2 separate regions of the Homo sapiens genome follow, and region 1 is linked to region 2. A link is a contact called in ENCODE Hi-C data. All regions are on one chromosome and are shown on one strand. The core of a region is the stretch at or near the end of the contact, and the rest is flanking DNA. Distances in the headings are between cores, read along the strand shown.

What was found. Hi-C counts contacts between places; a loop is a spot of excess contacts on that map.
Region 1: a map of PC-9 shows a loop between it and region 2 (5-fold over the local background). The contact joins two enhancer-like sites. A Hi-C loop is called at or near these places in 3 of 168 maps with a recorded cell type or tissue (PC-9, Right ventricle myocardium inferior and heart right ventricle).

What each region holds. Positions count from the first base shown.
Region 1 is chr7:46,429,062-46,436,230 of GRCh38, reverse strand. No RefSeq gene overlaps it. Among named protein-coding and RNA genes, the nearest start is that of IGFBP3, 510 kb to the right of the region's middle. Within about 2 kb of position 3,275, at least 2 of the 41 ENCODE cell types and tissues checked have a DNase peak (open chromatin) inside an H3K27ac peak, as active enhancers do; they include PC-9, where a contact is called at or near this core.
Region 2 is chr7:46,483,071-46,490,373 of GRCh38, reverse strand. No RefSeq gene overlaps it. Among named protein-coding and RNA genes, the nearest start is that of IGFBP3, 570 kb to the right of the region's middle. Within about 2 kb of position 4,478, at least 3 of the 41 ENCODE cell types and tissues checked have a DNase peak (open chromatin) inside an H3K27ac peak, as active enhancers do; they include PC-9, where a contact is called at or near this core.

The DNA.
Region 1 (7,169 bases), core at 2,026-4,525, 53 kb after region 2:
ATGGAATTGTACTACAAATTAATAACAGAAAGATAAATGGAAAATCCCCAAATATTTTAAGTTTAAACAACACAGTTCTGAATAATACATGGATCAAAGAAGTCTCAAGAAAAGTTGTAAAAAGATCTTGAACTAAATGAAAATGAAAATATAAACTATTAGGCCAGGCCTGGTGGCTCACACCTGTAATCCCAGCACTTTGGAAGGCTCAGGCAGGTGGATCACTTGAGTCCAGGAGTTCGGGATCAGCCTGGCCAACATGGTGAAACCCTGTCTCTACTGAAAATACAAAAATTCCCCAGGTGTAGTGGCGCATGCCTGTAATCCCAGCTACTCTGGCACGAGAATCACTTGAACCCAGGAGACAGAGGTTGTAGTAAGCCAAGATTGCACCACTGCACTCCAGCCTAGGCAACAGAGCAAGACTCTGTCTCCAAAAAAAATTTTTTTAATACATAACTTATCAAAATTTGCAGGATACAAGAAAATAAGCACTTAGATGGAAACTCATAGCATAAAATACATATATTAGAAAAGAATAAAGATCTAAAATTAAACCAATTGTTTGAGATGATCAAGTGGTATGATACAATTATTTTAACATCTGTCCCAAATGTCTTAGAATCACAACTCACTATTGTCAGAACAAGGAATCATACATACAAAAAATAATCAAGAACTACAATTTTTAAAAGCTGTAAAGGACAAAAAATTATCCTAATTTAATTGTCATTTTGGAAGGAAAAAATAAAGAGAAACAACTAGAGCCAAGAACAAAATTAAATAAAGTAGGTGATCAGAAAATAATATACACTTGCCAGTAATAACTCACTATATAATATAATAGATTGATATTCATATTTTCAACAGCAATAAAAAATAAATATAGAAATAATTTAACATGATTTTCAAAAAAATTCTTTTCTAAGATTTGTAAAGAGTTTGAATAAATTAATAAAAGAGTCAGTAGAAACAGATAGTGTTTGTAAATAATATGAATCAGTGGTTTAAAAAGGAAGACTGTTTCCAAATCAGTTCACATATTGAGGTTTCATTTTGTTTTGTTTCTGTTCTTGTTTGTGATAACATCCCAATGAGATATATTTGTAACTTTATAAACTCATATTTACCTTCCTGTAAAATCAAATTCATAAAAGAAAAACAAAGGAACATCTGAGAAAGAAGGTTCCTTATGGAGAAAATGCCATGTGTAGGCTTTATGTTATAAATCTGTATGTGATAAACAATATTGAGCTAGATTGATAAAATCAAACTAATCAATGATACAGACTAACACTATAGTGTACTATAAAACAAATTATAAAAAGGTGAATGCCAACAAATTTTGCTCAAAATTTGATACTCTTACATGCATGCATAGATGCACAAATATATTTAGATGTGTATATTTAGATACCCATCAGCCTATCTAACATCATTAAGCAATTTTTATATATGCCTTTTCTGTGCATTTGTATTACTTTCTAGCTTTCTACCAAAAATAGATACAATAATGGGTAACATTGTTAGACTCATGTACTAAAGTAAAAATCTATGGGTCAAAGATAATTTAAAATTAAAATAATATAATGTATATTTGGACCACTTTTTTTCTATATAAAGTGGAGATCTCACCCATTATGAATTAAGAAGAAACTCAGCAAATACATAAAGGGCACATTGCAAAACAGTGTATGCCATATGTGTTCATCTGTTTTCACACTGCTATAAAGAGCTGCCCGAGACTAGGTAACTTATAAAGGAAAGAGGTTTAATTGACTCACAGTTCTGCATGGTTGGGGAAGCCTCAGGAAACTTACAATCATGATAGAAGGCGAAGGGAAAGCCAAGCACCTGCTTTACAAGGCGGCAAGAAGGAGAATGGCCAAGCAAAGGGGGAAGAGCCCCTTAAAAACCATCAGATATTTGAGCGCTCACTCACTCTCATGAGAAAAGCATTGGGGAAACCACCCCCATAATTCAATTACCTCCACCTGGTCTCTCCCTTGATACACAGGCATTATGAGGATTACGGGGATTACAATTCAACATGAGATTTTGACGGGGACTGTTGGGAGCAGGCCCCCCAAAATCTGGCCGTAAACTGGCCCCAAAACTGGCCATAAACAAAATCTCTGCAGCACTGTAACATGTTCATAATGGCCCTAACGCCCAAGCTGGAAGGTTGTGGGTTTACGGGAATGAGGGCAAGGAACACCTGGCCCACCCAGGGCGGAAAACCGCTTAAAGGCCTTCTTAAGCCACAAACAATAGCATGAGTGATCTGTGCCTTAAGGACATGCTCCTTCTGCAGTTAATTAGCCCAACCTATTCCTTTAATTCGGCCCATCACTTTGTTTCCCATAAGGGATACTTTTAGTTAATTTAATATCTATAGAAACAATGCTAATGACTGGCTTGCTGTTAATAAATACGTGGGTAAATCTCTGTTTGGGGCTCTCAGCTCTGAAGGCTGTGAGACCCCTGATTTCCCAGTTCATACCTCTATATTTCTGTGTGTGTGTGTCTTTAATTCCTCTAGCGCCGCTGGGTTAGGGTCTCCCTGACCGAGCTGGTCTCGGCAGCGACATAAAGCCTAACCATATCACCATATAATCTCTTTTATGTATGTACATTTACAAGTATGTGGAAATTAAATATTAAACATTTTATGTAATAGTATGTATATTAATGTATTATATGTAAGCATACGCAAATAGCAAATAAACTTTGTTGTTATCTCTGGGTGGTGGAATTAGCCATGATTTTTACATTTATACATGAAATGGTATCAGTTCAGTAATAAGAAAAGTTGATAAAGATTACAATTAAGGTCAATATATTTTGTAGTGAAAATGTTTAGCTTTTATTCTTCATCAGTGTGTTTGCTCAAAGATGTTAAGATCTTTCTGGCCCACGTCTGCTCCAAGAGCATCATTTTGCATAGATCTTTATGGGGATTATTTCCAACCTTTTAGGCAATGTTTTGTGTCCACTGCTGAGAAAATCAATAATTTTATACACAAGGCTGTATTTTTATTTTTGTTTCTGAAATTGTTGGTTTGCTTAAGAGCTAATCTAGCCTTGGTTACCCTTTCAGCTTGTGTTTATGTTTAAAGAACACCTTCCAGGCCAAGGTCAGCCCCCGTGGAAGACTCCCCAACAGTCGTGGATGGGCTGGAGGAGAGAAGTCACAACATGTTTCCTGTTAAAAGAAACTTTAAACCGTAAATCACTTTCTCACAAGGAATTTGTTCATGTTTATTTCTTAAGAGGATATTGAGCAATGTTGCCCCTTGAGCCTGGTAAATATGTTGATTTAAGATGTATATCTAATAGTTCCATGATGCATTTGACCACAATGGTTACCTAAAGGGTGGAATGAGGTAGCTATCTCCAAGGGAGGGATGAGGAGAGGAGTGTCCTCTGACATGATAACTGGACGTCACCAGAGAATGAAAGGCAGGCATGAAGCAGACACCCAGAGCTGAGTCAAAGATGGGATGGTGAGGGGAGCAGAGGAATGCATTACAGGGTCATCAGCATTATCAGTTACCTATAGGGTGCCTCCTGGCACTATATTAAGCATTAAAGCATAATTTCTCAGCAAGCCAGGCATAGATGTGGAATCTAAATTACATCCCACCCAGAGTGTTTACCCCTTTCTCTTTTCTAGCACTCAATAAACCTTAATTGAAAAGAAAATGCCAAGGTGGAAAGACTGTGGAAAGTAAAATTAGACAGATACAAAGCCACTGTTTTGTCCTGTGTTTGCCTCTGTGAATCTGTTTCCCATCTATATACTTAGGCTGTTAATGCAAAGATCAGTGTAAGCCCTCCATGAGTTTATGCAAAAGAGAATATCTCAGCATCGGGTGTGCCACCTTCAGATACCAGTATCTTTTATTCCTCTCTCTTTTCAGGACACTAGATCAGCTTCAGTGAATTGTAGCAATGTGAAATATAACATTCTTTGAGTACTGCTAAAGTTGAAGGAAATTAGGTTATCATTATGTAGTTTGGCTTGAGAAATTGCTGAAATGGAAAGAGTCAGAAGACTGTATAATACAATGTGGAATGATAAATTGGAACCATGCTCAGATGGTTCTAGAAAAGCAGTGTGAAGCACAGGGTGACAGCATGTGCATGTGGCAGAGGGAAAATGACAGCGTGGCAGAGGACCAAGGACCCTGCATACTAAGGTCAAGGGCTTTGGTAAATACTTTCTGTAATGCTCTCTTGAAACATCAAAAATTCAAGCAAAAAAGTGGCATTCAATTTGCATTTGGAAGATGCTTTAGGTAGAACTTTTACTTCGTTCAGCTACTAAAATAATGGATTACACTGGTTAATTGTAAATATTGAACCACTCTTGCATTCCTGGAATAAGCCCCATGTGTATAATTCTTTTTATATATTGGTGAATTCTGTTGACTAATATCTGGTTAAGAATTTTCATCCATGTTTATGAATGATATAACTTATAGTTTCATTTTCTTTCTTTTTTTCTTTCATACCATCTTTGGTTTTAGTATCGGGGTAATACTACCTTCATAAAAATAATTCCGAATTTTTTATCATAATTTCAGGAAGGGATTATGTACAGTTAGTGTTAATTTTTCTTTAAATGTTTTGTAGAATTCTCCAGTGAAATCATCTTGGCTTGGACATTTTGGAGGTATGGGGTGTAGTTATTAAATCATACATTATAATTTTCCTAATATAGTGTTATTCAGATTATCTATTTCATATTAGATGAGTTATTACAGTTTTGAATTGGTCTATGTCATCTAAATTGTCAAATAGATATGTATAGAGTTGTTGATAGTATTCCCTTATTATTCTTTTGATGTCTTCAGTGACTATGGTGATATTCCCTCTTTCATGCCTGAGATTAATAATTTATGCCTTCTTTTTTTTTTCTCTGTCAGTCTTGTGATATGGTTTGTTTCCCCACCCAAATCACACCTTGAATTGTATCTCCCAGAATTCCCACGTGTTGTGGGAGGGGCCCCAGGGGGGTAATTGAATCATGGGGGCTGGGCTTTCCTGTGTGATTCTCCTGATAGTAAATAAGTCTCACAGGATTTGACAGGTTAATCAGGGGTTTCTGCTTTTGCTTCTTCCTCATTTTTCTCTTGCCACCATCATGTAAGAAGTGCCTTTCACTTCCCAGCATGATTCTGAGGCCTCCCCAGCCCTGTGGAACTGTAAGTCCAATTAAACCTGTTTTTGTTCCTAGTTTTGGGTATGTCTTTATTAGCAGCGAGAAAATGAATTAATACAGTAAATTGGTACTGGTAGAGTGAGGCGTTGCTGAAAAGATACCCAAAAATGTGGAAGCGACTTTGGAACTACATAATAGGCAGAGGCTGGAACAGTTTGGAGGGCTCAGAAGAAAAAAAGAAAATGTGGGAAAGTTTGGAACCTCCTAGAGACTTGTTGAATGGCTTTGAAAAAAAATGTTGGTAGTGATAAGAACAATAAGGTCCAGGCTAAGGTGGTCTCAGATGGAGATGAGGAACTTGTTGGGAACTGTAGCAAAGGTGACTCTGGTTGTGTTTTAGCAAAGAGACTGGCAGCATTTTGCCCTTCCCCTAGAGATGTGTGGAACTTTGAACTTGAGAGAGATGATTTAGGGTAACTGGAAGAAGAAATTTCCTTTTTTTTTTTTTTTTTTTTAGATGGAGTCTCGCTCTGTCACCCAGGCTGTAGTGCATTGGTGCGATCTCGGCTTACTGCAAGCTCCACCTCCCAGGTTCACGCCATTCTCCTGCCTCAGCCTCCCGAGTAGCTGGGACTACAGGCACCCTCCACCACACTCGGCTAATTTTTTTGTATTTTTAGTAGAGACGGGGTTTCACTGTGTTAGCCAGGATGGACTTGATCTCCTGACCTCGTGATCCACTCGCCTCAGCCTCCCAAAGTACTGGGATTACAGGGGTGAGCCACCGCGCCTGGCCGGAGGAAGAAATTTCCAAGCATCAAAGCATTCAAAAAGTGACTTGGGTGCTGTTAAAAGCATTCCATTTTAAAAGGGAAACAGAGCATAAAAGTTCAGAAAATTTGCAGCCTAACAATGCAGTAGAGAAGAAAAACCCATTTTTTGAGTAGAAATTCAAGCTGGCTACAGAAATTTGCATAGTAGCAAGGAACCTAATGTTAATCCCCAAGACCATGGGGGAAATGTCTCCAGGCCATGTTAGAGGCCTTCATGGCAGACTCTCCCATCACAGGCCCTGATGCCCAGGAGGAAAAAGTGGTTTTGTGGGCAGGGCCCAGGGTCTCCATGCTGTGTGCAGCCTAGGAACTTGGTGCCCTGTGTCCCAGCCATTACAGCCATGGCTGAAAGGGGCCAACATAGAGCTCAGTCTGAGGCTTCAGAGGGTGGAAGCCCCAAGCCTTGGCAGCTTCCATGTGGTTTTGAGCTTGCAGGTGCACAGAAGTCAAGAATTGAGGTTTGGGAACCTCTGTCTAGATTTCAGAAGATGTATGGTAATGCCTGGATGCCCAGGCAAAAGTTTGCTGAAGGGGTAGGGTCCTCAAGCAGAACTTCTGCCAGAGAAGTGTGGAATGGAAATGTGGGATCAGAGCCCCCACACAGAGTCCCTACTGGGGCACTGCCTACTGGAGCTGTGAGAAGAAGACCACCGTCCGCCAGACCCCAGAATGATAGATCCACCAACAGCTTGCACCGTGTGCCTGGAAAAGCTGCAGACACTCAACACCAGCCTGTGAAAGCAGCCAGGAGGGAGGCTGTACCCTGCAAAGCCACAGGGGCAGAGCTGCCCAAGAACATGGGAACCCACCTCTTGCATCAGTGTGACCTGGATGTGAGACCTGGAGTCAACAGAAATCATTTTGGGGCTTTAAAATTTGACTGCCTTGCTGGAGTTCAGACTTGTGTGGGGCCTGTAACCCCTTTGTTTTGGACAATTTCTCCCATTTGGAATGGCTGTATTTACCCAATACCTGTACCCCCACTGTACCTAGGAAGTAAATAGCTCGTTTTTGATTTTACAGGGTAATAGGTGGAAGAGACTTACCCTGTCTCAGATGAAACTTTGGACTGTGGACTTTTGGGTTAATGCTGAAATGAGTTAAGAGTTCAGGGGACTATTGGGAAGGCATGATTGGTTTTGAAATGTGAGGACATGAGACTTGGAGGG
Region 2 (7,303 bases), core at 3,229-5,728:
TCTTTTCTAAAATTCATAACTTAATTTTAAACTATTTTTTTCAGAATATCTGAAGTGAGGTTTACTAGTGTCCATTTTTATTTTGAGAATTATGTTTGTTCTTCTTTGAAATTGGTTGTTGAACCAATGTGTTCTCTGGTTTTTTTATAACTAGTACTCGTTCTAAAGGAACAAGCAAAGATTATTTTAGAAATTAAATAAGTGGTGAGGAAAGTCAAGAATGTTAATGCTATTCGGATTTGTGGTTAGATCACAGACTTTCTTCAGGAATCAAAATGTCTTCCCTCTATCCTTGTTTGAAAGAGACGTTTTTTATTTCATCAGAGGACTTCTACAGCTAAGAAATACAGTCACATGAACACAATGGGAACAAATTTAAATTTTTTCTTAATTAAAAAATGTTGAGAACTTGAGAAATTGTTCTAATATGATGGATGAGAGTATTCATCAATCACCAGAAGGTAGATTTAGAGGTACGTTCAGAGCACAACCAGCTCAAAGAATTGGAAAGGCCCAAGTAATAATTGTCACTAAAATATAGGAGCAATACACACACAAAGAGTATTCTATTCATTCTCAGAAATCTATAAAATTGAAGAATTCATAAGCAATTTTTACAGAAAACAAAACTTGTAATTGCAGTTTACGTAAAACTAATTTATACAGCAGTTTTATAAAAGCAATGATTTATATATATGACATATTTTGGATTTGAACAATTTGAGTTTGAAGACCATTGGGCCATTTCATTTTTGCCTGCCAGTTAATAATCTGAGATTAACAGAAGTTAGTTAGTGCTGAACAGTTGCAGTATGCAAGTTCCTTGAAGAATTCACACTGAATGTAAATAGGAAGAACCACAGTTTTGCAGGAAATTCAGGGCTGATCAGATTGCAGGCCTCATTCTGGAGACAGGCTAGTTTTGGATCAAAATTACAAAAAAAAAAAAAAAAAGTAAAGAAAGAAAAAATTTTCTCTGAAATAAACTCCAACCCTTCCAAACTCACTTTTATTAACATTTAAATAGCCTAGATGTTAGTTTAATTTTTAAAGTAATAAAAAGACCATTATTTTCTGTCAGTGATTTATGATTCTGGCAAGAATTTCAATCTTAAGTATCCCAAGTCTGCTATTTACATAAAATGATACTATTTGTTTTACTTTTATTTTTATTTTAGACCAAGGCAATAGATCTTGGTTTTAAGAAAAACTTGGTTTGGTGAAATAATGAAAGAAATAATAAACATCTGTAATTAAAAAACAAAATACCAAAACAAAAACAAGCTGATTAGTGTCCAGGTCCCCAAAACTTAAGTTTATTTCACTTACTTTTTCTCAGAGACAATATGAAAAAGAGAATCACCTGATCCTATTTTACTTCCTTCATTTAGTACAAGGTCTGGGATGGAAAGATCCAAGTTGATGTTTTGGCTTACCCCTTCCTGAGTGTTTTGACCAAGTTATTTCTCTGGGGAGAAGCCAGAAAATTTATCAACCTCATAGTTCTATGAAGAGAGAAGACTGTGAGAATGACTATTAATCTTTTAGAAACTTGAAAGCACGTTCTGATAGGTGTTGTTGTTGTTGTTACTCTTTTCATCCTGGCCAACATCTTAGTAAAACCAGTACTGGGCATCTCTCATAAATCAAGAAGAATTTTCCAAAAACAGAATGTTGGAGGCTATGATCTGTGAGTTGAGAAGCTTTACATGGGTCCCTGGCAAAATTTAGAACGGGATCTTCATGTGGTTTTGTTTGGGACAGAAAATATATATTAAAGTGATACCAGCAGCTTGCACAAATTAACTCTTAGAGAGACAGGAAAGTACTACTGTGCTTTCTAAACCAGCAGATAAAAGGACTGTCACAGATGTTGAATCATTCATTTTACAGGTTTTTAAACACAGAATTTTGGAACATCTCAGGGGTAAAATGGGCAGGATGCTAGCTCCGTTATTTGCTTTTATGTATGTTGAGATATTAAACCATACAATGATGACAATGGTGATGATAGTGAAAGGAAGGGGGCCATGCCAACACACTGTAGCTCTGCCATGGCTCAGTTCCCACTTGAAATGTTCTGTCATTGGAGAAGATAATCATATTGCTAAATTTAAGGTGACAGAATGATGAGAGATCCAGTAAGATGATCCCAGCTTCAAATGTCAAAATCATTAAAATTGAGAGATTAAAGAAAGAATAGAAATACTCGCAATTAAGTCTAATAAAGCTAAAGGTGAAGTTTCTTCTTAATATTTTAAAATTCCAAAGCACATATTTTCTACATGTAAGCAGATAATCAATCAATATTTCAATATTTTTCTTTCTTTCTTTTTTTTTTTTTTTTTGAGACAAAGTCTTGCTGTCACCCAGGCTGAAGTGCAGTGGTATGATCTCTGCTCACTGCAGCCTCTGCCTCCTGGGTTCAAACAATTATCCTGCCTCAGCCTACTGAGTAGCTGGGATTACAGGCATGTGTGCCACCACACCCAGCCAATTTTTGTAATTTTACTAGAGATGGAGTTTCACCATGTTTTCCAGGATGGTCTCGAACTCCTGACCTCAACTGATCCACCTGCCCCAGCCTCCCAAAGTGCTGGGATTACAGGTGTGAGCCACCATACCTGGCCATCAATCAATATTTCTTAAATTAATACATAAATAAATGCATGAGTGGGCAGAAGGATAGATGAATTTCACATTCTGTGTGAAGAAGAGTTTACTTGACAGTAATTTATACTTAAAAATACAAATGCAGGAGTCATGAAATCAAAGCTGGGGTTCCCTCACAAACCATCTAGTGTCTCTATGGGAGTTCTTCCACTGGGAGAACTGAGGTAAGGTGCCCATGGCCTCCCAGCCAGTAAAGAACACATCTGAGCTCAAAGAGGTGCTGTTTGCCTTTACACCCGGCAGGTAAGAAGAGCAGAGTCAAAGACAAAAGGAGGAATGAGGGAGCCTTGAAAGATTAAATTTCAGAATTAGTCATGACTGGCTACTGATGGTCATGTTCCCTTCCATGCATATCACTTGCTTTTACTGTTTGAAAATTCTCCACATGTATCACCTCATCTCCGAGTCCAAAGATAACCTGAATAGGTGATCTGGACATCAGTTAAAAGGTAAGGAGATGAACATCTTTCTTTATGGACATTTGGATCTTAATATGTTTGTAAAGCATGCAAACATCTTTTAAGCTCTGTGTTCTGCACCCTTGAGAAGATGTCTGTATTGCAGTGGTTCTGAAACTGTGGTAGCCACATCAGCAGCATCAGCAGCTCCTGGGTGCTGGTGAGTAACACGAGTTTTCAGGCCCCACCCGAGACCTAGTGAGTCAGAACCTCAGGACTGGGCCCAGCAGCCTGCGTTGTGTCAAGACTTCCAGCTCATTCTAAGGCACACTCAAGTCAGAGAACCACTGTTGTGTTATTGGTGCAAACATCCCAACAGAGAAAGTTAGACATACAATTTATGAAGACGTGGAAGAATAAGAGATGTCAAGGTATCTGTAAAGGAAGAATAAAATCTTATTTAGATTGTTAAAGCCCAGCAAATATGTAGTGTTTAATTGACATCCAGGAAGGTTGAGTCATTTGTCAAAGTTCACACAGCCTCCTAGGAGTTTAAATCATTATGAGTTTAAAAAGACATTTAGAATGACTACTGAGAATAAAAATGAAAAAGGACAACAAAAAATATTAAATAGGAAGCGATTCCAAATGCTAGGAATTGCTAAAAGAAGCTAGAGAGGAATTTATCTGTCAAAGCAATGCAGTTTGCTTTTTTCCACCCTGCAGTACTAAATCATGCTTTTAATTCAATAATGGCATGTAAGAATAAGCTCATTAAATGAGTTAAACTTTTGTGACCCTGAAAACTAGTTTTCTGCATGTTGAATCTGTTGAGAGCACAGCTGAGACCCATCTTCTACCATCTCTGTTGACATTTTTATCAGGTAAGAGGTCACTATGGTAATTATAGAAGAGAAAAATATAAACAAGTGCATATTTATTGTATTTCAGATTTTATCTTCTGTGTCTTCTATCCTCATAGGATGCAACTATCTTTCACACTGATAAGAGTGGCCTTCCTCCATGTTCACTCTGTCAAATGCCTTGTCACTTCATGTTGGATGATAATGTCTATGTCCATGTGAATGAAAGATTCAGACAGGCACAGATTTCAAACTCTCAGCAATTAAGAACAAATAAATTTTGTAAGTAAGAAATCGAAATTTTTTAAAAGCTTAACATTTGTTTCACTTATTTAGAAAATATGATTTTAAGCATTTACACCCTTTTTTTAAACATTAAAAATTGCGATGAGACACACCAATGTATGAGCCTGTTTATCACGTGGCCACATAAACTCAGGAATGGAGGAAATGTGATTGATGTAAATTTATAGTAAGTGGTTAGTGACTCAGGTGGTAGGTTGATAAAAAACTACTCAGAAAAGGCAGAATGGACCTCAGGCTAACAAGGCTGGATTGTATATGTTTAAATATCTTTAAAGATAATGCATTGGCCAAAGAGTCAGGGAATTGCCATGAACACAGAGAAAAGACAGTAGTTGTGGCAGAGGCAGATAAGACAATTGACCCATGGACAGCAATTGCTACTTTGCAAAAACCACAGCTGTACTGCCCTGACCACGCTTTTTAGATTACCTGCTCTCATTTTTTTCTGATCCTGTATCTCATAAAGCCTTGCTTTTGCCAGTTTTCCAAATATGGGAAAAAAATGCCTGGTCAAACCACTGTGCATTCCAACCTGCAGGAGGATTTTTGTTTATCTTTGTGAATTAGTAACACTGGCATTGCTGTTGAGTTCATTTATTCATCCAAGTATTTCCTTAGAAAGGAGCTTCCTGGGTTTCTGAGATAGTGAGCTCCCTGGTAGGGGAGAAAGATAGCATGCAGGTGTTACTATGACTTACTTTGGAAAGCGACCCAGTGGGACACAGCCCAGGGCAATGATCTACCTGTCAAGGAGGAGGTAGTGGCACCAACTGCACTTTGGAGAAAATGACACCCTTGAGCTGGTTCTAAAATGACAAATACAGTTTGGCCAGCTTTGTGTTTTTGTTTTATTTTGCCTTAAAGGAGTAATAGGAAAGGACTTTGAGGCAGAGAAGGGGACAGAAAAGCAACCCTCTAAGTAGAGTGCCCCATGCGGGGGGTGGTGTTGGGAGAGGAAGTGTTTCCACTAGTAGCCTTCGAGTTGTGATGTGGAAACTTCCACCTGCAGTGCCCAGGGCAGGGCAGAGAAGTCAGGCTTCAGGGAACACTAGGCTCTATTCCACAGGCAGATGTCAGGAAGGAGGAAGTGAAGAGTCAGCAGAGCACTTCACTTGCTGGTAGCAGGTGGAATATGGATCGAGAGACAGCCAATGGATTGAGAGGTGGAACATGGATTGGTTGAAACAAACAATAGAAATATTGTGTGATCCACAAAGGCAATTTTAAAATTCTTTAATAGCCACAAGAAACAAGTGAAATAAATGTGATAATGTAATTTATTTAACACAATACATTCAAACTTTTGTCATTTAAAATGTCATCAGTACACAAATTTATTAATGATAGTTTACACTTACTCTTCTTGTACTTGGTGTTTGAAACCTTGCATGTATTTTACACATAAAGCATATTTTTATTTACAGATGCTAAACTCATCACAATTACTCGATCTGTGTTTAGATTTCATTAAATTTAAAGTTGAAGAGTACATTCACATGCCGGAGTTTTTCAGAGATTCTGAAAGGGTTTTTTTCTCTCTCTTTTGTTTTTTTGTTTTTCTGTTTTGAGATAGAGTCTGGCTCTGTTGCCCATGCTGGAGTGAGGCAGTGTGATCTTGGCTCACTGCAACTGCCACCTCCTGGGCTCAAGTCATCCTTCCACCTCAGCCTCCCGAGTAGCTGTGACCACAGGCACATGCCACCATGCCCAGGTAATTTTCTGTGTTTTTGATTGAGACAGGGTTTCACTATGTTGCCCAGGCTGGTCTCAAACTCCTGAGCTCAAGCAATCCAACTGCCTCGGCTTCCCAAACTGCTGGGATTACAGGCATGAGCCACCATGCTCAACCAGAGATTCTTAAGTTTTCTAACAACTGAATTCAGTATCTATATTTTCTTGATTTAATGCAATTAAATACTACTAAAACTTCAGATAACTGGTTACACCAGTCACATTTCAAGTGCTCAGTAGCAACATATGGCCATTGGCTAGTGTATTGGACAACTCAGGGATAGAGCAAAGAGACTTGGAGGATAGGATCCATTTGGAAGATTTATGTTGTAGTCACAGAAATTATGACAACAGTTTAAGCAAGGTTAATCATAGAAGAATGAATATGAGATGGAATATTGGAGAACTATTAGAAGGCATAATGGACAAACTTAGTAAGAGAGAAAGGGAGTAGTCAGGCAAGTCCCCAGGGAGCTGGTGTGAGGGAGTGAGCAAATGGTGTTCTCCCAGGAAGACTGTGTGTGCAGGAGAACACAGGAGTTGAGAGAGAAAGAACGACTTCTACTTTGGACAAAGCAATTCCAAGGAGCCCATGGTACTCTGAAGCAGACTGACCACACACAAATAGCCCTGGAGGATTAGTTATTTGAAGAGGGTTGGAAAGTAGTTATTGAACTTTGAGAGCTATCGGCAGGTGGTAGTCAAAACCCGCCAGGCTCTATGAGGTCTTTGTTGAAGTGAGTCCATCTCTGAGGTGCACATCTGCTTCAGCGCACAGAGAAAATTAGAGTTTGAGCCTGAAGGGTCCTGGCACAGATTGTGGCCTAGGTTAATTTGACTTAAGTACTGCCTGCTGCTGACATCTTGGTAGGCAATTTGCTAGTGTCTTCGGGAAACTCCTAGATTCATAACTTTGTTCCATATTTGTCTTCCAGATTTTGCAGGTGTCATCTGCTTGTCATCAAAGGCTTATATGCAAATATATTTAAGAAACGTTTTCCTTTCTTTACTGATCCCTAATAGATAGTAGTTATGTGTCTGGTAGGTTACATGCAAATTAAACACATATGAACGGGAGAATTCAAATACACTGAGGAAAGCTCTAGATACTAGATGTGGTGTTATTTTTGTAAATGTAAAAGCAGTCACAAATTGTACAAGTTACCACTAATTAGTACAGAAATTTAATGAAATTTTTTTTAGTACAGCAAATAGGAAAACTCAGTTTTAAGTTTGCATTTTATAATATTACAATCATTAAATATGAACTCAATTCAAATTGGAGAAATTTAAGCTTTAGAATGAAAAGATTTATTTCTACTTTTATGGAAG